Linked DNA regions of Homo sapiens: region 1 is linked to region 2. A link is an interaction called in ENCODE POLR2A ChIA-PET data of the cell type or tissue named here. Cell type or tissue: GM12878. All regions are shown on one strand. Links, peaks and the distances in the headings refer to the core of each region. The heading gives the core; the rest is flanking DNA. Region 1 overlaps CAMK1D (calcium/calmodulin dependent protein kinase ID). Region 2 overlaps CAMK1D (calcium/calmodulin dependent protein kinase ID).

What was found. ChIA-PET counts read pairs that join two places held together with the same protein. Peaks named below come from ENCODE experiments on the same cell type or tissue, not always from the same donor. Only the 100,000 strongest peaks of a DNase experiment are listed, where the experiment ranks them.
Region 1: POLR2A ChIA-PET joins it to region 2 with 5 read pairs; 4 of 35 experiments call an interaction of 5 or more read pairs at or near these places.

Annotation. Positions count from the first base shown.
Region 1 is chr10:12,461,316-12,471,232 of GRCh38, reverse strand. The region is part of intron 1 of CAMK1D (calcium/calmodulin dependent protein kinase ID); the gene reads right to left. Among named protein-coding and RNA genes, the nearest start is that of MIR4480, 110 kb to the left of the region's middle. In GM12878, for the core only: no CTCF peak of the experiment used is centred there; no DNase peak of the experiment used is centred there; H3K4me3 peaks cover 537 bases; H3K27ac peaks cover 1,541 bases.
Region 2 is chr10:12,354,984-12,364,579 of GRCh38, reverse strand. All of the region lies in intron 1 of CAMK1D (calcium/calmodulin dependent protein kinase ID), which reads right to left. Among named protein-coding and RNA genes, the nearest start is that of CAMK1D, 10 kb to the right of the region's middle. RefSeq lists a silencer at 7,974-8,023. In GM12878, for the core only: no CTCF peak of the experiment used is centred there; no DNase peak of the experiment used is centred there; H3K4me3 peaks cover 1,376 bases; H3K27ac peaks cover 882 bases.

The sequences.
Region 1 (9,917 bases), core at 718-8,717, 110 kb before region 2:
CACTTTGAAAGTGGGACAAAGCCTGTTTCCTGCAGCCTGCAGTGAACATGTGCGCTGGGGTGGGGGAATCAGTCACCAGTAGTGGCCACTCAGCCTCAAGCTTCAGATCGATACAGATACAGGCACACAAGAAAGTAGAACTAGAAAAAAGCATGGAGGAAAATAATGTGGGAAAAAGACACAAAGGGAGGAAGGAGGAAAAGGAGCAAAAAAGAAAGAGGGGAAGTCATAAAGCGGCTCTAACAAAAAGAAGGCAAATCAACCAGGGCTCCTGGAGCACAGCCCCACCACGCACACACGCACGCACGCACGTACACACACACAAGGTGGCTTGGTTTAGTACAGAGGTGGTGGCAGTACACTGGGCCATAAGCACACCTCAAGCCATGGTTTCTTGGGATTCAAAAACCACACACGACCGGGCAAGGTGGCTCACGCCTGTAATCTCAGCACTTTGGGAGCCGGAGGTGGGTGTATCCCTTGAGGCCAGGAGTTCAAGACCAGCCTGGCCAACATGGTGAAACCCTATCTCTACCAAAAACACAAAAATTAGCCGGGTGTTGTGGCAGGCACCAGTAATTCCAGCCACTCGGGAGGCTGAGGCAGCAGACTCGCTTGAACCCAGGAGGCAGAGGTTGCAGTGAGAAGAGATCGCGCCACCGCACTCCACCTGGGCGACAGAGCGAGACTCCATGTTGGAAGAAAAAAAAAAGAAGAAGAAAAAGAAGAAGAAGAAGCATACACAGTATTTTAGGGATTTTAGTGAAAAATTTACAATATGGGTAAATGCCCAAGATATGTCACTCTGTGGAAAAGGGAAGAAACAACACACAATACAAAAGCAATTGTGTTGACTATGCACAGAAAAGGTCTGGAAAATACATAAAAAATCTCACAGTGGTTATTTCTGAGTGGTGGGATTAGAGTTGATTTTTATACTCCTGGTCAAGTCTTTATATATCATACAAAGGAATGGCATGGCACACTTTCCTAAATTTAAAAAAGCTGCCCTAAATATACCATATAGAAAGCCAAAGTTTTCAAAAGCATTATAGAGAATTGTTATGAAATCCAGGAGGTAAATGCAGACCTCAAGGCTAGCTATATTTATATAATCATGGACATTTTTGAGACAATCTGAAAAACCTAACAATCTGGTTGTTTATTAACAAATGAACATTTGAAATCATTTAGACATATCTTCAAGTCCAAAGAAAAATCTAAAGCAATCAAGCAAATATTCACTATCCTTCTGTCTGGTATTCTCCCATTTATATAACTATCAGAATATGCCCTGATAAAGTGTTCGATACTTAAGAAGAATGGTACCCTAACACACCAAAAAAGTGACAACAGGAAAAAAAACAATCAGCCAGGAAGAAAAAAGGTTCTGAAAGAACTGATTATATACAATGACTGAAAAGATGAATCTAACACATGCATTTACCAAATCCTTTGAAAGGGTCATTTCCACTAAAGTGTTCTCCAAGTAAAATATAACATTGTTTTCTCCAGAAGGTGCACATTTTAAAATTGGATTCTTAAAAGCTTATGAAATAATATACTAATAAACACATTTACAAAAGCTTTTTATGATATTAGCTTTTCCCGGAAATAAGCTATCCAGGTTTCCACATCATAAGCTGTAGTTGTGTAGTTATGTGTTTATGAATTAGTCATTCCTGGGGAAGGTGGGTTGTTTATTTGCCATGACTGTAGCAGAGCACGGCAAACCTAGAAAGAGAATACGATGCAGATGTCCCCTTTCTTGGTTATGCCCCAGTGGAAGCCGTAAATATATTGCCATCTGCACACCTCTCAGGGAAGGCCTCGCTTGGAAGAAAGGGTTAATTGCATGAGCACCTTGTATGGGCTGAAATCCAGATATTTTCTAATTCTATATGAAAAGGGGAGGGGGGCGGGGGAACCTCTACCTTCTAACCTAGAATGCTGGGTCTAATTCAAGACTATAGAAATGCTGGGTGGCTTTTCTCTCCCTAAATAGAAACAAGGCCATGTTCCCATTCAGAGGAGACCCTTTAAGCTCAGCAGGCATGGACTTCAAGGGTCCCAGAATACAACAGGCTCCTTGCCCTACACAGCACCGCCCCCCTCCTCTCCTCACCCCATTTCCTCTTTATCCGGGGAGCTACAGGTCTCCATCCCCTCAGAATCTCTCCCTGTGGAGCCGTTCACTTGATTTCCATCCATGTGAATCCCCCACCTTGCCCGGGCAGGACGCTATGTAGACTGCTGAGGGCAGATGAGATTTGGGACCAGAAAGAGGCTGCTAAATAATGAATAAAAAGAAGCACCCCCAGCCCTCCAAGACCTAATTATTTGCTTGCCTGAATCCAATAAGAAAAACAACCCCATGAAAGGAAAGGATGACAAAGACAGAGGCTAATTCTTCTCAAACCTTCTGGAAATTCTAGTTCCGAAGGGGGAAGGTGTGGTCAGGGATTTGGGTGCAGATCAGACTTAAGAGCCCCTGACAAGCCTAAACTACTCCACGTCCGCCCATCACATGGGCTGGAGGGCAGGGTCATGGGGGGTTATAGGCACAAAGGGCCCCCACCAGAGGGCTGGCCCCTCCCCAGAGAACACAGGCAGTGCTCCTGTGTGGGGCTGTGAAGGAGTCTTTTTACTACTGTCCATGCCATGCCACTCCAGGACAACCTTTCCTCCCCTACTAGGGACACCCCCAATCATTCCAAACTCACCTCTCCTCTGCACCTGGGAACCAGCAGCATCCCAACAAATGCCCAGAAAGTTCTAGTTCCACCTCCGCCCCTGTGGCCCACAACATGGCTTTTATTTTCTCCAATCATACTTCACCACTTTAAAATTGCTTTTAAAAACCATATTTGAGGCCGGGCTCAGTGGCTCATGGCTGTAATGCCAGAACTTTGGGAAGGTAAGGCACGCAGATTGCTTGAGCCCAGGCGTTTGAGATGAGCCAGCCTGGGCAACAGAATGAAGACCCGTCTTTACAGAAAATATAAAAAAAATAGCTGGATGTAGTGTTAAGCACCTGTAGTCCCAGCTACTCGGGAAGCTGAGGCGGGAGGATCACTTGAGCCCAGGAGGTCAAGGCTGCAGTGCGCCATGATGGCACCACTGCCCTCTAGCCTGAGTGACAGAGTGAGACCCTGTCTCAAAACATAAAAATTAAAAAGCGTATTTGCATAAAATCGGTAGCTTGTATGAATGACATGAACTATATCAATTTCAATATCCTGGTTATGATATTGTACTGTAAACTTGTAAGATTTACCATTGGGTGAAACTGGATAAAGGGTATGCAGGCTATCTCTATTACTCCTGACAACTTCATGCAAATCTACAATTATGTCAATAAAAAATTCCATTTAAAAAACCTAAAGAACATATGTTGTAAACCTCATGTGAACAAAGACCAATCAAGAGATAATCCTACCTACAAATGATTACACAAACCCAGCCTGGGTTTTACAGGTGCTTCTGCAGCCCATTTATTCAACAAATACATATGCCATCCCTACAATGGGCTATGCCAAGCATTATGAAGTGTATCTCTGCTAACGCTCTCATAAAATGAGTGTTGATGAGAGAAAAGTCATCTATTCTAGGTAGACCTGGCATAACTGACAATTTCATTTTTTTAATCAGAGGTGAAAATATTTTGACATTCAGTGCATTTGAAAATGCATTAAGTAACTGCTCTCTTTAGGTTGGGACATGGCTCAAGTCACAATTCATAAGTTACCCTGGTCGCAGCTGTCAGGAAAACATGAGAGTGACTGGGCGCAGTGGCTCATGCTTATAATCCCAGTACTTTGGGAGACTGAGGTAGGTGGATCACTTGAGGCCAGCGGTTCAAGACCAGCCTGGACAAAATGGCAAAACCCCATCTCTACTAAAATTACAAGAATTAGCCAGGCATTGTGGCAGCTACCTGTAATCCCAGCTAATCGGGGGGCTGAGGCAGGACAATCGCTTGAACCCGGGAGGCAGAGGTTGCAGTGAACTGAGATCGCGCCACTGCACTCCAGCCAGCGTGACAGAGTGAGACTCCATGTCAATAAAAAAGAAAACATGAGAGTGGACACCCCTTTGCCGAGTCACAATATTTATTACACGTTCCACATGGCAGCATCTACCCATTCCTTCTGCGGGCCACGTACTGACAACAAGTTTCTCAGGCAGCCAAGAGAGGTGAAATTTCAACCTGAGTTCGAGGGCAACATCCTGGGGTGCTTGCTTTGCTTCAAAATGAGTCATCAAAACCCTATAAGCCTTTTGGCCAGGAAGTTCCAGAGATTTTAAACAAGCAAATGTGCCCCAGCTACGACAATCCCTGAAACATCCTGCTTCATTTTGCACCTGTCATCTGTCTGGACCAGATGTCGCTCTCAGCTCGTGTAAGAAGCCCTGTGTAGCTGCCGCCACGACCTTCCCATAAAAAACGTTCCCAAGACACATTTCCCAGGCACAGATCCTTCCTAAGGTCAGAGGCTTGAGAGGGGGACCATCTTCCTTGGCATATTTATTGCTGATGGCACTTACCAAAGTATTTTTAATGCATTATCTCATCTGTTACTTACAAATAACACCTCCCCCTAGGAAAACCTATTGACTTCTAAAAAAAAAAAAAAAAAGAAATTCAGAGACAGGGTCTTGCCCTGTCTCCCAGGCTGGAGTGTAGTGGTGTGATCATAGTTCACTGCAGCCTCCAATTCCTGGTCTCAAGCAATTCTCCTGCCTTAGCCTCTCAAGTAGCTAGGACTACAGGTATGTGCCACCACTCCCAGCTAAATTTTAAAAATTTTTGTTTGTTTGTTTTGAGACAGAATCTCGCTCTGTCGCCCAGGCTGGAGTGCAGTGGTGCGATCTCGGCTCACTGCAAGCTATGCCTCCCAGGTTCACACCATTCTCCTGCCTCAGCCTCCCAAGCAGCTGGGAATACAAGTGCTCACCACCACATCCAGCTAATTTTTTTGTATTTTTAGTAGAGATGGGGTTTCACCGTGTTAGCCAGGATGGGCTCGATCTCCTGACCTCGTGATCTGCCCGCCTTGGTCTCCCTAAAATTTTTTTTCGAGACGGTGTCTCACTATGTTGCCCAGGCTAGTCTCGAACTCCTGGCCTAAAGAGATCTTCCTTCCTCAACCTCCCAAGCAGCTGGGATTATAAGCATCAGCCACAGCATCCAGCCATAACCTCATTTTTTAAATGAAGAAACTGAGGCTAACTCTCTCAAATATTTGTCAATTCCTGGTTACTCAGAAATTGATGATTTATGATCATTTCAGTCTTTTTCTGGCCTCTTCCTATCTGCTTCTAGCAGTGGGCAGGCAGCAATCTAAAGAGAAAGAGAGAGTATGGGTCTCAAGTTAGGTGAAGTAGCAGTCCAGCTCATGACTCAAGAGATGACTTTGCATTTAGCCTCCCAGAACCTCTGTCTCTTCATCTGTAATGTGGAGTAATACCACACTGCAGCACCAAAGGGGTGATTAAATGCAACAACCTGGATAAAATACGAGGTGGTTGCTCAAAACATTACCTCTTTGATGCTTGTTAAAAATAAGATTGGCTCAGCTGGGCACAGGGGCTCACACCTGTAATCCCAGCACTGTGGGAGGCCAAGGTGGGTGGATCACTTGAGGTCAGGAGTTCAAAACCAGCCTGGCCAACATGGTGAAACGCCATCTCTACTAAAAATACAAAAATTAGATAGGCGTGGTGGTGGGCGCCTGTAATCCGAGCTACTCGGAAGGCTGAGGCAGGAAAATCGTTTGAACCTGGCAGGCAGAGCTTGCAGTGAGCCGAGATCACACCACTGCACTCCAGCCTGGGTGAAAGAGTGAGACTCCATCTCAACAAATAAAATAAAATAAAAATAAAAGATTGGCTCAATAGAAATAAGAATTAACAACCAAAGTAGAATTTTTGAATTATCAGAGAATTTTAATTATATGCAAAACTCTCTGAATTCAGGGGTAATTGGGGATTATCTATAATTAATGGCTGAGACAGAAACACCCAGATGAACAGGACTTTTATTTTCGCTTATCAGAGTTGGTAAAGAAATGCTGCCCCACTATCTTATCCTTCAATTAGAAATCTACCATTAAACCTCTGCACATAACTGAAATGCACAAACTGCGTGCTTTATGGGTGACGGACAAACCCAAGCTCTCACCCACCATTCTCATCAGATTTCAACATGACCACTGTAAAGGCATAATGGAATTTAGGATTGATTATTCCTTGCCCAATATCCAGAACGTCTCAGGAATGTGTGTGCTGTTGAATGTGATGTTCTGCTTTAGAGAATTGACTTGTGAATGGTTCTTAAGTGCTCAAATATGAAGAATATGAAATACAACAAAATACATTTGGGATGAATTTGATCACTCTTTTTTTTTTTTTTTTTAAGATGGAGTCTCGCTCTGTCACCCAGGCTGGAGTGCAGTGGCGAGATCTCGGCTCAATGCAAGCTCCGCCTCCCGGGTTCATGCCATTCTCCTGCCTCAGCCTCCTGAGTAGCTGGGACTACAGGTACCCGCCACCACACCCGGCTAATTTTTTGTATTTTTAGTACAGATGGGGTTTCACCGTGTTAGTCAGGATGGTCTCAATCTCCTGACCTCGTGATCCGCCTGCCTCGGCCTCCCAAAGTACTGGGATTACAGGCATGAGCCACGGCGCCCGGCCTTGACCACTCTTTTCTGCCTTGTCTGACATCAGCCACTAACACTAAACTCTCAAATTACAGTACACGTGGTGGGGGAGGGTAGGTAAAGCCACACGATCAAATGGTACACCTTCTGAGAGCATCAGCCTTGCTCAAGGTGAGTCTGCAAAAGCTCTGGAGATGGCCAGTTCATTTACTGACTACTCTCTGCACCTGGGAGTGCTCTGTGGCAATCGGAAAAGAGCTACTGAAGGAGAGGAAAAATACCAACTGATGGAAGACCCACCTGCCGAGGCCTCTGCTAGGTATCTGCAGAGTGTCCCATTTAATTTCTTACCTAGTCACTCAACAACCACGGGACAAAGAGGGGACCAACAGCCAGGAGCTTTTATTTATTGTTTTGAGATATACTTTAACCAGGTTTTCAGACCCCATCTAAGCAGGGGTGTATTAGTCCGTTTTCATACTGTTATAAAGAACTGCCTGAGTCTGAGTGATTTATAAAGGAAAGAGGTTTAACTGAGTCACAGTTCAGCATGGCTGGGGAGGCCTCGGGAAACTTACAATCATGGTGGAAGAGGAAGGAAGCAAGGCAGAAGGGGAAGCAAGGCATCTTCTTCACAAGGCGGCAGGAAGGAGAAGGAACGCAGGAGACACTACCACACACTTATACAACCATCAGATCTAGTGAGAACTCACTATCACGAGAACAGCATGGGGAAAACCTACCCCATGATTCATTTACCTCCACCTGGTCTCTCCCTTGACACCTGCGGATTATGGGGATTTATAGGAATTATAATCCAAGATGAGACCTGGTGGGGAAATAAAGCCTAACCATATCAGGGGGCGATACACATCAGCCCCTTCAACTCACCGAGAGGTGAGAAAAAAGCACCGAGAACATCGTAGTGAAAACAAAAGAGTGGTAATCTCAGAGGTGAGAAAACTGGCTGATAGAGACACAGATGTGCTGGCAGATTATGAATTCATGTTTACTTAAAAAGATAAGTTGTTGCATTATAAACAAACCACCAAATTTACTAACAACTAAAATACTGGTTAGTACCAACCTATGATATATTTATGCATAAATTTTTTAAAACTCTTAGAGCTGGCCAAGTGCAGTGGCTCACACCTGTAATCCCAACACTTTGGGAGGCTGAGGTGGGTGAATCATTTGAGGTCAGGAGTTCGAAACCAGCCTGGCCAACAAGGTGAAACCCCGTCTCTACTAAAAATACAAAAATTAGCCAGGTGTGGTGGTGTGCGCCTCTAATCTCAGCTACTCAAGAAGCTGAAGCAGGAGAATCACTTGAACACGGGAGGCAGAGGTTGCAGTGAGCCAAGATCACGCCATTGCTCTCTCCTGCCTGAACGACAGAGAAAGATTCCATTTCAGGAGGAAAAAAAAAAAAAAAAACTCTTAGAGCTTATTTTCATTCTCTAAGCCAAATAGGAAATAAGTTTGCTGTTATCGGTCTTGGACTCTAGATATGAGTGCCAGCTGCTGGTTGCCCAACAGAATTTTGACAAAAGATGTTTATTCTCTGGCATATGCTCATTTTTTCTTCCAGCCCAGATAGAGTGCTCTCTGTCTATGCTGCTAGGCTCTGCCCTGCAAGCTATTCTCACTAACACCACTTCACTGCAGAGGACTCCATTACCTTAACGGGTTAGAAATAAGAGCTCAAGCTGGGCATGGTGGTGCATGCCTGTAGTCCCAGCTACTCAGGGCAGGAGCTGAGATGGGAGGATTGCTTGAGCCCAGGAGGTCAAGGCTGCAGTGGGCTATGACCGTGCCACTGCACTCCAGCCTGGGAAACAGAGCAAGAACCCATCTCTAAAGAAAAAAGAGAATGAGAGCTCCACAACTCATATCAGCCCATTAGGCATGTCACATCTGAACTCTGACCCTTCTCATGTTTAATAATGCATGCTAACAGCAATATACAAATATCAGCTCTCTTTTTTGTAGTTGTTCCTGTTACTGTCATATTTTACAACAATTCTGTTAGATGGTCTTGAGACCTTCACAAATATGGTCCAATGCTTATAACCATTTATTCAAAAAAAAAAAAAAAATTCTTGGCCAGGCGCAGTGGCTCATGCCTATAATCCCAGCACTTTGGGAGGCCAGGGTGGGCGGATCACAAGGTCAAGAGATGGAGACCATCCTGGCTAACATGGTGAAACCCTGTCTCTACTAAAAATACAAACATTAGCTGGCCACGGTGGCGCGTGCCCGTAGTCCCAGTTACTCGGGAGGCTAAGGCAGGAGAATTGCTTGAACCTGGGAGGCGAAGGTTGCAGTGAGCCAAGATCACGCCACCGCACTCCAGCCTGGCAACAGAGGGGAAGACTCTGCCTAAAAAAAAAAAAAAAAAAAAAAAAAAACTCTTCATAGGCCAGAAATTCAAATTATCCATTTAGTAATGAAAAATAAGTGAATTTTCATAAAATTAACAGAATTTGGACTTCGACAGAACACAAACTCTTAGGAGCACGCACTCATTCTTTCGCTGAGTCGCAAGGGAGTTAGGGGTCTTGGTATATAAGACGTAAGAAGCGCTGGGTGGGAATATTCTGGTGAAGTGGATCCGAGAGAAGCGTGTTCATTGTTTCAGAGAACAGGGAACAGTTCCCAAGAAAAACAGTGTTTGGTTTCTGTGATGAGCAACAAACTTCCTCCTCCAAAGATACGTGGCAAAACAATACGGTCTCCACTCAAGGCATCTACTCTAAGAGATACCTTGGCTACCATCATAGAAGAACACCTAAAAATAACTGTGAAATATTTCCACCACTGTTGGGTTACTTTTGGGTATTCTTACTTTGAAAGCTTCTTTTTTTTTTTTTTTTTTTTGAGATGAAGCCTCGCTCTGTCACCAGGCTGGATTGCAATAGCATGATCTCAGCTCACTGCAACCTCCACCTCCCAGGTTCAAGCAATTCTCCTGCCTCAGCCTCCGGAGTAGCTGGGACTACAGGTGCACGCCACCACACCCAGCTAATTTTTGTATTTTTAGTAGGGACGGGGTTTCACCATGTTGTCCAAGATAGTCTCGATCTCTTAACCTCGCGACCCGCCCACCTCGGCTTCCCAAGGTGCTGGGATTACAGGCGTGAGCCACTGCGCCCGGCCAAAAGCATCTCTTCTTTAAACTGCTACCCCAAATAGTAAAAAGCATTAAAGAATCAGACGACTCCTACCCAACTGCCCTTCGTCCTTTCTTAC
Region 2 (9,596 bases), core at 1,597-9,596:
AACTAGCTTGTTAGCAGCCTGATCAAATGAGAATGATGGCCATGCGTGGTGGCTCAGGCCTGTAATCCTAGTACTTCGGGAGGCCTAGGTGGGCGGATCACCTGAGGTCAGAAGTTCAAGACCAGCCTGGCTAACATGATGAAACCCCATCTCTACTAAAAATACAAAAAATTAGCCAGGTGTGGTGGTGCGTGCCTCTAATCCCAGCTACTAGGGGCGCCGAGGCAGGAGAATTGCTTGAACCCAGAAGGCGGAGGTTGCAGTGAGCCGAGATCATGCCACTGCACTCCAGCCTGGGCAACAGAGGGAGACTCCATCTCAAAAAAAAAAAAAAAAAAAAAAGAGAATGCGCATTGGAGTCAAGAGACTCCTAACTTTCTACATGCCTCTTAGCAACCTCTTCACCTGAGTCATTTAACTTCTCTGACCCTTCATGTCCTTGTCTGTTAAATGAGGTCAGTAATTGCTGCTCACTCACTAAGAGTCAGAAGGAATCATGGATGCAAAAACCACACTGCAAACCGTAAAACACCAAGCAGCTGTGGAAAACAGTATGGCGGTTCCTGAAAAAATAAAACACAGAATGACCATCTGATCCAGCAATTCCACTTCTGGCTATACACCCAAAAGAACTGGAGGCACGGGCTCAGACATTGTACACCCATGTTCACAGCAGTACAATTCACAACAGCCAAGAGGTGGAAGCAACCTGTGTCCATTAACACACGAATGAATAAACAAAAATTAGCCAGGTGTGGTGGCACACACCTGTGATCCCAGCTACTGGGGAGGCTGAGGCAGGGGAATCACTTGAACCTGGGAGGTGGAGGCTGCAGTGAGCGGAGATCGTGCCACTGCACTCCAGCCTGGGTGACAAAGCAAAACTCTGTTTAAAAAAAAAAAAAAAAAAAAAACCTTAGGAAACAAAAACTGTGTCTGAACTGAACATATATAGCCTTTTTTGTCAGTATCCTCTAAATAATACAGTGTAACAACTATTTACATAACATTTACATTGTATTGGGTATTACAAGTAATCTAGAGATGATTTAAAGTACATGAGAGAGGAGGCCGAAGAGGGCAGATCACCAGAGGTCAGGAGTTTGAGACCAGCCTGGCCAACGTGGTGAAACCCCATCTGTACTAAAAATACAAAAATTAGCTAGGCATGGTGGTGGGCACCTGTAATCCCGGCTACTTGGAAGGTTGAGGCAGGAGAATTGCTGGAACCTGGGAGGAGGAGGTAGCAGTGGGCCGAGACTGTACCACTGCACTCCAGCCAGGGCAACAGAGCAAGAATCCGTCTCAAAAACAAAACAAAACAAACAAAAAAAAAACAGGCCGGGTGCGGTGGTTCACGCCTGTAATCCCAGCACTTTGGGAGGCCGAGGCGGGCGGATCATGTGAGATCAAGAGTTCAAGACCAGCCTGACCAATATGGTGAAACCCTGTCTTCACTAAAAATACAAAAATTAGCTGGGTGTGCTGGCGTGCACCAGTAGTCACAGCTACTTGGTAGGCTGAGACAGGAGAATTGCTTGTACCCGGGAGGAAGAGCCTGCAGTGAGCCAAGATCGCACCACTGCACTCTAGCCTCCATGACAGAGTGAGACCCTATCTCAAAAAAAAAAAAAAAGGCCGGGCGGGGTGGCTCACGCCTGTAATCCCAGCAATGTGGGAGGCCAAGGCGGGTGGATCACAAGGTCAGGAGATTGAGACCATCCTGGCTAAGACAGTGAAACCCCGTCTCTACTAAAAATACAAAAAATCAGCCCAGCGTGGTGGCAGGCGCCTGTAATCCCAGCACTTTGGGAGGCCGAGGCGGGCAGATCAGGAGGTCAGGAGATCGCGACTATCCTGACTAACACGGTGAAACCGGGTCTCTACTAAAAATAAAAAAAATAAAAAATAAAAATTAGCCAGGCATCATGGCGGGCGCCTGTAGTCCCAGCTACTCGGGAGGCTGAGGCAGGAGAATGGCGGGAACCCGGGAGGCGGAGCTTGCAGTGAGCTGAGATGGCGCCACTGCACTCCAGCCTGGGGGACGGGGCGAGACTCCATCTCAAACAAACAAAAACAAAAAACAAAAAACAAAAAGTACATGGGAGGATGTGCAAAATTTATATGCAAATACTACACCATTTTATATCAGACACTAGAGCATCCTAAAATTTTGTTATCCGCGGCAGGTTGATTCTGGAACCAGCCCCCGGCAGATACCAAGGGATGACTGTATCACATGATTCTACTTCTATGTGGTACCTAAAGTAGCCAAATTCACTGAGACAGATGGTGGAACGGTGTGTATCAGAAGGTCAGGGAGGAGGGAGTAGGGAGTTAGTGTTTCATAGGTGGAGTGGAGGTTCAATGTGGGAAGATGAAAGAGTTCTGGAGATGGATGGTGGCGATGGTTGGACAATGCTGTAATGTACTTAACACCACAGAACTGCACACTTCAAAATGGTTACGATGGCAAGTTTTATACTATGTATTTTTTAAGCACACTTTTTTGTTTTTTGTCTTTTGTTTTAAGGAGCAGAGAGTTTAATAGGCAAGAAAGAAGGGGGAAGAAAGAAAGAAGCAGCTTCCCTGTACACAGACCGGCGGGGGGTAGGGGAGGCTCCAAAGCCAGGAGACGGAACCCCAAACTTAGGTAATATCAGCCAGCTATATTCAATGGCTGGAGGAGGCGTTTAACTATAATTTTTAAAAAACAGTCAAATAGGCCAGGAGCGGTGGCTCACACCTGTAATCCGAGCACTTTGGGAGGCCAAGACGGGTGGGTCATTTGAGGTCAGGAGATCGAGACCAGCCTGGCCAACATGGTGAAACCTCGTCTCTACTAAAAATACAAAAATTAGCCAGGCGTGGTGGTGGGCGCCTGTAATCCCAGCTACTCGGGAGGCTGAGGCAGGAGAATCACTTGAACCCAGGAGGCAGAGGTTTCCGTGAGCAGAGATTACGCCACTGCACTCCAGCCTGGGCCACAGAGCGAGACTCCATCTCAATTAAAAAAAAAAAAAAAAAAAAAAAAGGGCCAGGCACAGTGGCTCATGCCTGTAATCCCAGCACTTTGGGAGGCCAAGGCAGGCAGATCATAAGGTCAGGAGATCGAGACCATCCTGGCCAACATGGTAAAACCCCGTCTCTACTAAAAGTACAAAAATTAGCTGGGTGTGGTGGTGCATGCCTGTTATCTCATATACTCGGGAGGCTGAGGCACGAGAGTAGCTTGAACCTGGGAGGCAGAGATTGCAGTGAGCCAAGATCACACCACTGCACTCCTGCCTGGGTGACAGAGCAAGACTCCATCTCAAAAAAAAAAAAAAAACAGTCAAATAGGAAGTCTTGTTATTATATCCATTTGTCAAGAAGCTGAAAGCACCAAAGAAAGCCAACATTGTTTGTCCATCACGACTAGGGCCCCAAACTCCATTTTTACTGACCATGCTAACACACACCCAAAAAATCCAAAGAGCATAATTCTTGTACGTTATTGCCACATACAGGATGTCCCCAACTTATATGCAAAGTCTGTTCCAAGAGATCATTGAAAGCTTGTTGTTGCTGTTGTTGTTGTTTTGAGGCATATTTTCTTACAGAAGTGGAATTTTTCCTGGTGACGTGGACACTATTCCAACCTAAAGAAGCCCTGGCGTCCATGGTAGAGCTGTGACAGTATCTGCAGTCCCGGCCTGGCCCGGGAGAAAGAAAGAAAGATGGGAGAGGCAGCGACACAGCAGCCTCCCTTTCCAGAGCCCAGGACAGTTTAGGGCCCAATTTGGCAATAGTTGATGTAGGTTGGTTTACGGGTTCTATTCCCCAAAGCCTCAATGCATCATTACCACCTTGCCTCACTCAGCCCTCAACTCCCCAGTTTGCGACCCATTTGAGCCTCCCGGGACGAAATTACTTCTTCCTCCTTCTGCCTGCCATTCAAATGCTAATCAAGTATTGAGAAAAAGTTCTTTCCTTAAAATCACTTACATAGTAAATGACTGGCAGCCTCTCAACCTATTTTGAGGTATTTATATCTTCTCAAGTTTTAAGGCAAATTTGAAGCAGTCTTCTTTCAAGGTTAAGGAAGTATTAGCCCATAAATGGGAGGATATTTGGGGGCAGGGGACGCTGGCCTGCTGGTCACTCCGATACCTCCTGGCTTGGTACAGCTTCTCTTCTCTCCATCCACAAATTTTTCAAAGCTACAAAGGTCTAGGGTTTTTCTTTTTCACAACACTTTGGGCCTTGTACGAAGGGACAGGGTTGTGTGGGGAGGCAGGCAAGACTGTCACTTGAACATCAGAAACTGTCTGAGGTTTTATTTAATACGATACCTTTAGGATTCCATTTACAGCACCAAATCCAATTTATTGTAAAACCAATTTCAGTGATCTGTGTTGTGGTCATGAAAGAGAGAGAAAGGTCCTCTCAACAACTAGAAATACTGACTACTTTCAGCTGGAGGAGCTTTTTCTTCCTCTGCTCAGCCTGTGATAGAGGCACCAGTAAATCAAGATCCCGGACATTGTCTGGCTTCCACAGGGACTAAAATGGACAGGTCAAGAGGAGAAATCATGGCTGATTTGGAAATTAGCTCCCCAAGTGTTAACACTAACATCCTGTGACCTGGGACATTTAAAGTTTTTGAGATCTTCTCCCAACTCCCATGCAAAAATCCCCCAAAAGGGTATTTTAAATAAATGGTTACATATGCTTATGGGGTATATACATATGCATGCTGCCATTTTTAAATACTCTAGCATTAAAATAAATTCAGTACCTATAGGTTTTAAACTACAAAACTTCATGATGGTTAGACACTGTAAGTAAGTTCCTTGAGTCATCAAATCAAAACATGAGTTTCAATAAGAAACAAAGCAGAAAGACAAGGAATTTTCCAAAAAGAAAAGCATGTTGAATCAAAGAAAAGCCACAGGCTGCCTGCAGACCTCCATGCAGTGAGAAGCCACTCTTGCCCAGGCTGATGGAGAGAGGGACAGATTTTTTTAAAACCAGCTAAGGGTGCAGGGAGAGGTGCAGAGAAAAAAAAAAAAACCGAGAAGCTACCCAGGGGGAGGGCTGAGCCTGGGACACACAGCTAACTAGGTCACTCCAGCACCGGAGCTGGGCCAGAGGACGTTTCAGGCAGAGTCTTTTGCTTAATGCTAGCATTACATGAACTAATCACCCCTGTTGGGAGCAAATGTTGAATGGCTCAGCGGGCCTTCCAAATCTGTGGAAATGGCCTCTGAGGGGCAGGGATAAATGATAGAGAGCGGGCATTGACTGCACACACACCCACGTGCCACACACGGCTCTCAGTGGTTCCCGTGCACCCTCATTTCATCTTCACCACAAGCCTCACATTAGGTCCAAGTGTCATCCTGTTTTACAGATGAGGACATGAGGCTCAGAATGGTAAAATAATTGGCCCAAAGCCATACAGCTAGGAAGCTGTGGACCCAGGATTTCCACCCATATCCGTGTAACCTCCGAGCCTATGTTCTTAGCTACTCACTGTACCAGGAAGAACAACTGTGGATTGTTCTTCTCTGGCTGACTGAAGAATTGTTTATGATTGCTGAAACCATAAATTTTGGGGGAGGTTAAATATGCACCATCCTGCCTATTTGCAACAAGAGCTTCCAAAAAATCAATTTCCAACAGATACTGACGTGTTCTTCCCCAATGGAACCTGCCCCAAATGTCCAAGGGAAGCCAACCTCAGCTGCTGGAGGTAACTACAGCTTGATGACAGTTACTGTATATTCAATCCCAGTTATGTGCCAGGTACCTCACATATGTCACTGAATCCTTACAACAATCCCACAAGGCAGCAACTCCTATCTCCCTCTTAAACTCAGAGAGATTAAGGAATCTATCCAGAGGCATTCAGCTATGAATGCCTGCACCAGAACGATCTTTCTGTTATGTTACGTTGCCTCCTTTACCCGGCCTCAGCAAATATACCCTATCAAAGGCTTGCTCTCAAGGTTCAGTGTTCACCAGGAGACAGAATCCCCCATTTCTTTTTTCTTTTATTTTTTGAGACAGAGTCTCACTCTGTCGCCCAAGCTGGAGTGGAGTGGCACAATCTCGGCCCACTGCAACCTTCGCCTCCCAGGCTCAAGCGTTTCTCACGCCTCAGCCTCCCGAGTAGCTGGGATTACAGGCATGCAACACCATGCCGGCTAATTTTGGTGTTTTTAGTAGAGACGGGGTTTTACCATGTTGGCCAGGTGTTGAACTCCTGACCTCAGGTGATCCACTCGCCTCAGCCTCCCAAAGTGCTATGATTACAGGCATGAGCCACTGTACTGGGTCCCTCATTTCTTTTTTCTTTTCTTTCTCTATGGGGACACGGTCTCTCTCTGTCACCCAGGCTGGGGTGTAGTGGTACCATCATAGCTCACTGCAGCCTCAACCTCCCAGCCTCAAGTGATCCTTCTGCCTCATTCTCCCAAAGTGCTGGGATTACAGTTGTGAGCCAGCACTCCAGGCTGGAATCTCTCCATTTCTAAGTCCTGCTGAAAGATTTGGAAAAACAGCACAAGACACAGAGAACAGATAGCTGAAGATATAAAATGAACTTGGTCTGTGGCGGAATGAACTTGACCTACGGCATGTATTTGGAGGTGACCTTTGATCTAACTGGAGCCTGAATAATCAATACACTGCATAATAAACCAAAAAAAAAGAAAAGAAAAGAAAATCAAGTGAGATCTAATAAAAAACTACCCCGGAGAAAAAGAAATCTCCCTCACCACAGAAAGTCAAAGGGGCATAGCCAACGTGAACCGAGATCAGGCTGGAATCTTTCCCGGAGTCCACGTGTCCTCCTGCACTAAATAAGCACGGAATTGACCATCTTGCATCAGGAAAATAACGTGGGTCCGCTGACTCGGGCACCAGCTTCATGGTGGCTGCCTATAAGCAGTTCCTTCATTAATTAAAGAAACATAATGGCCGAGTGCAGTGGCTCATGCCTGTAATCCCACCACTTTGTGAGGCTGAGGTGAGCAGATCACTTGGCGTCAGAAGTTTTAGACCAGCCTGGGCAACACGTTGAAACATAATCTCTACCAAAAATACAAAAATTAGCTGGGCGTGGTAGTACGCGCCTGTAGTCCTACCTACTCGGGAGGCTGAGGCAGGAGAATCACTTGAACCCGGGAGGCGGAGGTTGCAGTGAGCCAAGATCACGCCACTGCACTCCAGGCTGGGTGACAGAGTGAGACTCCGTCTCAAAAAAAAAAAGCAAACACCTGTAATCCCAGCTACTCAGGAGGCTGAGGCAGGAGAATCGCTTGAACTCGGGTGGCAGAGGTTGCAGTGAGCCGAGACTGGACCACTGCGCTCCAGCCTGGGCGACAGAGCAAGACTCTGTCTCAGAAAATAAAATAAAAACTTAAAAAGTAAAAAAAGAAAACATATCCCCGGTGGGCAAGTTGACCAGTAATGTGACAAATCTCCGCTGGACCCATGCCTAAGCCCTCCCAGAGGAGAGAGGAGGAGAAGCAGGAGGAGAGAGATTGAAGGGGATTTAAGGAGATTTATTTGGGGAAAGGAAAGATTAAAGAGATTTACAGAGACCCAGCCAAAGGAAAACTCAACAAGTTAACCCTTGAAATCCTCCCCTGAGAGCACACAAATCTCCACCTGGCACCAGCAAACCTAATTACTGTCCATTCAGTGGCCAAGTTCGAACCAGAAATTTGTACTTGAGACACAGTCATCATTAGCTTCTCTGGGAACAAGCTCTACCCAAACTCCCACTTCCCAAATCTCATTTTACTAATCAATAAGGACACTGAAGTTTGTTATCTTCACCTTTTCTTTTTTTTTTTTTTTTTTTTTTGAAATGGAGTCTCACTGTGTCACCCAGGCTGGAGTGCAGTGGCACAATCTCAGCTCACTGCAATCTCCACCTCCAGCATTCAAGCGATTCTCCTGCCTCGGCCTCCGGAGTAGCTGGGACTACAGGTGCACAGCACCACACCCAGCTAATTTTCTGTATTTTTAGTAGAGACGAGGTTTCACCACGTTGGCCAGGCTGCTCTCGAACTCCTGACCTCAAAAGAGGAGGTACCTCAAAGTCCCTCTGAGAATTTCACCTTCAAATTCAGAAATCCCTCCCCAGGGGAGCCCAGAAGCCCAAGGCTGTGTGCTTGCCCGTTTCCAGAGCCTCCCAGCACACGGGCACCCATAATGTGTAGACAGAGCAGGTGCTCCGAGAATTCCTGGGGAAACTGAACAAAACCACCAAATGAACTGTTCGTCCAAGCCCAGGTCCTTGGGGAATCTCACACCCCACATCCAGTCCACCAGCAATTCCTACCAGCTCCACCTTTAAAACACATCCGGAATTCGGCCAGGTGAGGTGGCTCACGCCTGTAATCCCAGCACTTTGGGAGGTGGGGGCGGGCAGATTTTTTTTTTTTTCTTTTTGAGACGGAGTCTCACTCTGTCGCCCAGGCTGGAGTGCAGTGGTGCAATCTCGGCTCACTGCAAAATCCCAGGCAGGCTCCCACATCAGGCACTTGCCCTTGTGGCCGCCTTTGACCGGAAGAGTCTACGTTCAGACAGCCCCATGGCTCTTTCCAGGTCTGCATTCAAGCGTCACCTCAAGCTGCCATCACCCCACCCCACACATCCCCTTTGGCTCTTGGTTCCTGCCTAACCTGCAGCTTCTAACGTGCTGTTCCTTTCCCTTCTTTGCCCCTTGTATTTTCTGTGGCTCCAGGAGAGCAGGCATTCTCGTCTGCTCACTGCCGTCTCCTCGGTGCCTAGAATATAGCAGGTGTTCAACCGATATTTTTAAATGTATGAGAGGCTGAATTTATATCACGCCTCAAAACAAGAGGACTGGGGAATCCAAACATCTAAAGAAGACTGCAGCGGGGATACCCTCGGGGAGAAGTCTAGGGGCTTCCCACCCCTCCTTTTTTCTCAGTAATGTTCTTCCTAATGCTTCTCACGGACTCTCAAATTCTAAGTAACCCCAGAAAAACAACTATGAAATTCACCAGTCAAATATACAAACCACCTCGAGTGTTTGTGCATTCTCTCCCCCACCACACACACATACACACGCACGCGCGCGCACACACACACACACGCACACACAAACACATATACACCAAAAAAGAAAAGTTGAGTCTGTTTTCCATCTGGACTTTCAGACAAACCAATCATCTGTGTCCTTAATAGGTGTATTTATTGGGCAATTTCAGAATAAGTAGCATAGTGTGAGATGAGTGGGAAAAGACGGTGCTTGACCCACGGAAGTTTCTATTTATAGTCTTCCTAAAGCAGCATCCAGCAGGCACTCATTTAATGAAAAAGGAGACACACTGCTATTGACACAAAGTGAGATCAGGGTGCTGGTCCTGAGCTCTTATTGTGCTACTAGTACAGTCACAAAAATGTCCCTCCAGAGCTAAGTGCAGTGGCCCGTGCCTGTCATCCCAGCACTTTGGGAGCCCAAAGTAGGAGGATCACTTGAGGCCAGGAGTTTGAGACCAGCCTGGGCAACACAGCAAAACTCTGTCTCTACAAAAAAATAAAAAAGTTAGCCAGGCATGGTGGTGCACACC